Linked DNA regions of Mus musculus: region 2 is linked to region 1. Evidence: chromatin loops called from intact Hi-C (ENCODE). Cell type or tissue: left cerebral cortex. All regions are shown on one strand. Each heading gives the region's core, and the rest is flanking DNA. Links, peaks and the distances in the headings are about the cores only.

Region 1 (2,804 bases), core at 273-2,772:
TCCCCATCACCTTTCCCACCTTCCCTGTCACTGCTACGAGCTTCACAATGTCCTGACAAAACAGAAAAATTAAAAGCAACTTCTATCTTCAATTATGTGTGCAATTACAACAGTCTCAGTGCTGTTTCAACATGGCCACTCTCGTGTTTTCTTCAGCCATGTTCTGTTTCATTTCAATAAAAATCAATTTCTTCACTATGGTTTTAATTTCCTCATAAGATACACGTTAGGCTAGGTCTTTCTATCTAAAACTAAGTAGCATAAATAATTAAATAATTCGGTGGGATAGTTACCACATATAATCACTGAGAGTTTTTTTTTTTTTTTTTTAAATGCTGGAATAAAGCAACTGCTTCTTTTATCACGTGAAACAGTTCTTTCTCACCCCTCCCTTTCCTTCTCTTTCTTTCAAAACAGTTCGTTTTTGAGACAAAAATCTCATGTGGCTTAAGCTGTCTTGGACTTTTCTACACAGCCGAGGATGACCCGGAGTTTCTGATTCTCCCATGAGCTCCTTCTGAGCCGCAGGACCGCAGGCGTGCGCTACCACACCCGGTACGAGACTCCGGATCATACCTGCGGTACCAACGCTCGACCAACTGAGTTATATTCCCTAGTTCCCGCCTTGCTTTTCCCTTCTTCCTGTTTTCATTCCTCTTCTTTCCCCTTTTGAGGGTCTTGGTGGCTACAAATTTCCCAGGTCAAGCGGTCTTCCTTCCTCAGACTCCCAAGTGTCTGGGATAATAGGCACGGATGAGCAGTATCAAAACCTGTTCAGTTTTAACTCCTATTCTTACAAGCTTCAGCGTTCCTGGGTCCTAGTTACTGCACTGTGTGCCGCACACCCAGCCTAGAGAAACGCAACCCACCAGCTAGTCTACCTTAGTGTTTAGTTCCCTCACTATGGCAACTCTACTGGACCTTTGGAGTTCTAAGGATCTCTCTGATGGCAGAGTAATGGACAATCATCCTTGTAAAATGTCCTTTCTAAACAGCCTCCAATCAGAAACCAGCTTTGCACTGGCCTTCTAAGGGCACAATCTCTTCTCCTTTTCCTCATCAAAGAGCTAGATGCTTATCTTCAACTCCTGCCTATAAAGTCCAGGAGTAAGACCTTAGTTGAGAAGATGAAGTACAGAAAAATAATTTCAGGGCAAGTAGGGAAAGCAAAGGCTTTATCTGGGATCCATTCGGCTCCTATGTTGAATAAAGCCCCTGAAACGGGTTGTGTTTCTTTAAAAAAAAAAAAAAGTACCGGAGTTGTATGTCTCATTTTAGATAACTGGCTGAATGGTGACATCAGCAGGTCTTCCCAGGCCAACAGACACAATGCAACAGTATTCGGAATGAGTTAATTTTACTTTACATTACAATGATTTCTTGGAGCTATTTTTATAATGGTCTGAACACTTGTATTATATGTACCCTTCTCCAGCAGGGACTTGTATAGCATTTTTGAGTGTTTAGGATCACTGAAATCAGACTGGCATTGGTTTTTCTCTCAGTCCAGGCGCTTTTGAGAATACAGAGGGGAATCTTGCTGCTACCTGGAAGAGACAGGGATGTTTGGAGAGTAAAGGATGCAGAAATAAAGACTACCCAGAGGTGGCGCTGTGGTTAAAGTACACCTGAATTTTGATTACAGTGACTGCATTCCCTTCCTACTCCTCAAAGATGTTAGCCTCTACAACCTTTGAGCTTCTGTAACCACAGTGAAGCAAGATTTCTGGTAATATATCCCCGCCCATTCCACTTTACTGGAGTGTGTGTGCAGACTTCACACACAATCCGAATCAAAACACTAAAACCACCTCTAAAAGTTTAGGCCCCGGGGTAGCCTGGAGACAAAAGTTCAAAGTCCCATCTTTCCGACCCTTCCCCTTTCCTTCCCTCCACAAAGACCACCCAGACCCTTAGAGAGTCATTTAGTGATACCTGAGCACATTCCCCCTTAATTTACAACATTTCATTTTAGAATTACATATTCATTTTCATGTTCATACTTTAGGAAATACCACAACTCACCATGATTCTGTATGATATGTGTGCTGGTTTTTGTTTTTGTTTTTTTTTAAATCATTTTAAAGGAAAAGAAAATAAAGACCTTTTTTTTTTATGTACAATAAGGGGCTTGTACAGGTATGGAAATCTTCCCATATGATGTATTTTAATACAACAGTAGCCATGAAGATCTTGTGCAGGCCCGAAATCTCAGAGGGGAAGCAGAAGTATATCTACTTCTGCATCTGGTCTTAAAAGCAAAAAATCCCTGATTGCCTAGTTTTGATTGATTTAAATTGTAATGAGTCAGAGATGAACCCAGATATTACAATGTCTTATATCTTAAAGTGTCCTCTCCTCCTTTGAGGTTATTGTTTTGCTTTGCTTTGGGTTTTTTGTTAGGACAAAATAATAATAATAATAAAAAAACCTCTTTCCTAAATTGGTCTGTTTTCATCATGACCTTCTGCAGCTGTTGTCTGTATAGGACATTCCAATTATTATCACGTTGATTTTTTTTTAATAAAAAAGCTTTTAAGGTGAATGATCATAAGAACACAACGTTAAATACAAATCCATAAAAATAATTTTTAACTGTAGCATGTTAGGAACTCAAGGAGCTAGAATCCAGAAATGAGTATTTTTAACTGGTATTAAAACCACCCTCTTCCTGGTTTCATAGGCAATATTTATTCCTTTGCCCTAATTTTGGCAGTTTAAAGAACCAAAATTCTGCACACAGCTGCTAGGACTGTAGATTTTTTGCCTGATTTTTCTTCAACTTCCTTTCTTCCAAGCTTCTC
Region 2 (2,804 bases), core at 139-2,638, 460 kb after region 1:
TGAGTTTGAATTTCCCTGGTGTTATTGGCCTATGGAAAATCTTGTTACTTATGTCTTCCTTTTGTGTGTTACATCGTTACTTCTAAGAGATCACCACAGCCATCTCCTGTTTCTGTTAACACTCAGAAAATCCAAGTGGGTTTACTTCTTAAATTGCTAATAACCTTACCCAGTCAGACAAATTATCAAGTATATGGACGACAGTTGAACACAAACTCATCTTATTTTATGAAGGCAAAAAATATAAAAATACCAAGATTTCCATTTTGAGAGTAAAAACTGCCAGAGCGAATTACTGGGAATGCAGTTCAACATGATGAGATGCCATAAATTATACTGAGTATTTCTTTGTGTAGGTATTTGGGCCTGTATGCTCTTATTGATGAAGCGCCAGTCTCCTTGCCTCTTTTTGCTTAGGAGGACTAACAATTGCATTACCCTGGGAGAGAATTTACTTCTATTAGCTGACTGTGGCACTTAGACAGAAAACTCATATTGTTTTGTAAGAATTTTGACGGAAAAAAAAACAAAAACAAAAACAAAAACAAAAAACAACGTTCCCATAAGAATGTCTTGTACCCTAAACTGACTGCTACCTGCCTTGAGTTCTTTTGGTCTCTCCTACCAAAAAGCTAAGGATGGTCCTTTCACCCAAATTAAAAGTAGGATCCAGTGTAGAAAGCTTGCTCTGCTACGACACAGCAAATGCGAGGCTGCATAAAGATTCTTCCCAAACAAAAGTCTGGCAGAACTCAGGAATCAGAACAGAAGGTAAAACGGAGTTCTCCCAGGCTACACTGGAAGCTCTCGAAGCATGCTGGATGAATCCCCACACACTCTCCCCGAGCAGGCATGCGTTTTTGGCAATGGAAAAGTCCTCTGTTTAGGTTCTGCCATTTGATTTTCAAGAAATTGCGGTAGTATACAAAAGTGAAAAAGAAAAAATCAAGACATTTCAGTTCCATATGTGTGAGGAATTGCTTCAAGACTGACCAGCTGCATTTCAGCAGAACCTGTTTGAAAGCTTGGGAGGAAGGCTCAGGAGTTAGCGAGGCGAGCCCCCTCCTCGCCCCCCGCCCCTCCCCCCATGTTAGTCAGTCTGTAAAAGATTAATCCTAATGAGCCGTTTTCTCCAGGCGGGCACACCCAGGCTTTACCTCACATACCTGCGATTTCTCAACGTTTGGGCCAAAATGTGTACACTCCAGTGCTGATAGACGGCATCTTTCCAGAAACCATTAACCACAGTATTAGCTGTAATAACTTAGTTTAAGGAATGAAGCCGAGCAGGGTGGCTCAGCTTCGCTGTGGAAGCAATTTTTTTTTTTTTTTTTGCGGGGGGCAGGGGATAAAAACAAGCATGTAGATGGGACTCGGGTTTCTTAAACCGGAAGGAGAAGCTAGTCCAGTTCCCTCTCGTTTCAATTTTACTGAGTGGCCACCACCTCCTCCTCTGAGCCATTGCTGGTCATCCTGCAGCAGGTTGTGACAGTAACCTAACTGATTTCTACACTCAATGGCAGCCACTGTGATAGAGTATAAAGTTCTTTACTCAAAGAGTCAGATTCGGGCAGATTGACCTTCCTGATGGCGCTGCCAGACTTTGGGAGGACGGCTGCACACAGGGCAACTGTGCTGATCCAGGGGACAGCAGCAGTTAGCTCCATCTACAGGGTGATCCAGCACTGTCCTCGCACATGGAGGGGGTCACTCACTGTGAACTATGGCTAGAGATTACAGATGATAGCATGGGCATACCACTACAGCCATGACGTTAACTTTCACTTCTGTTCCGTGACTGATTTGCCTTATTAAACTTTTTTTTTAAGAGATTTCTTTTTATATCTTATTTTTCTCATCCATCTTGGAGACTGTTGTGACTGTTGGAGCTGAGAAGGATAAGAGTTAAGGGAGGAAAAGAGCCACAAAGACAGAGAAGCAATGAACAGAGGGCACAAAACAGGGAGGAGTCTACATCCAGGTGCCGGTAGCATTTGATCTGCACAGATGCTCAAATCAGTCACTCACTGAATAATTGTGCACACAAATGTATGCCCAGAGAAGTTCTAAGGGAGGTTCCAAGCAAACCAGCACAGCTCCTTACCTTAAAAGGCTTACATTTTGTAGAAATCAGAACAGCATTAGCTAACAGCACTGTGTTCTTTCGACCAAGGTCTAGCATGAAGCAAAGTGCCTTAACTTTCCATAAACCATGTGATTAATTACTAACATTTCCTCCACTTTGTTGATAGGAAATTTGAGGCTCAGATAAAACAAGCAACTTTTTTCTAATACCATACAACCAATAAATGGGCAGTCTAGGAATCACGTCTAGACCTTCTGAACTCAGGGGGGTTCAGATTGTGTTACAGTAGCTCTCCCAGGACACATCGGATAGTGCTAGCAGCTCATTGGAAGAAAAGCAGAGTAGAGGCAGGGAAAATTCTATACTCAGGAGGAAGAACTGATTTCTTCTCATTTTACTGGGAAGCTGCTCATGGACTCTCAGTTGCTCCACTGTCCATGGCTGTTCTGACTCTCTGCATGCCCGCTATGAAATGATTGGACGTTATTTGAAGGACATTGAAGTTCTCTCCCACCTGTCCGACAGTCTGACTCAAAATTGTGAGAGAAGCTTTGAAAACAGACTGCTTACCAGTGATGGTCTGTGCACTCCAGCATGAGAGCTGGCAGTTTCTATATGGGGATGGAAAAAGTAACTCTTTGGTTTAAATTAAGGCACATGGGAGCTTAAGTTTAAAATCTGATGCTTAACTAAGTTTTGGGGATGTTTTTACTTGCTC

Evidence for each region. Hi-C counts contacts between places; a loop is a spot of excess contacts. Peaks named below come from ENCODE experiments on the same cell type or tissue, not always from the same donor. Only the 100,000 strongest peaks of a DNase experiment are listed, where the experiment ranks them.
Region 2: a loop joins it to region 1, with 2.1 times the contacts of the local background. A loop is called at or near these places in 5 of 42 quality-filtered maps.

Annotation. Positions count from the first base shown.
Region 1 is chr3:144,206,563-144,209,366 of GRCm38, reverse strand. No RefSeq gene overlaps it. Among named protein-coding and RNA genes, the nearest start is that of Lmo4, 2.7 kb to the right of the region's middle. In left cerebral cortex, for the core only: a CTCF peak has its summit at 1,610; a DNase peak (open chromatin) is centred at 1,603.
Region 2 is chr3:143,741,850-143,744,653 of GRCm38, reverse strand. It overlaps Gm33867 (a long non-coding RNA gene), which reads right to left and starts at 1,376. Exons shown (of 4, transcript XR_867684.2): 1 at 1,167-1,376. In left cerebral cortex, for the core only: a CTCF peak has its summit at 1,664 (motif pointing left); DNase peaks (open chromatin) are centred at 812 and 1,621; H3K27ac peaks cover 304 bases.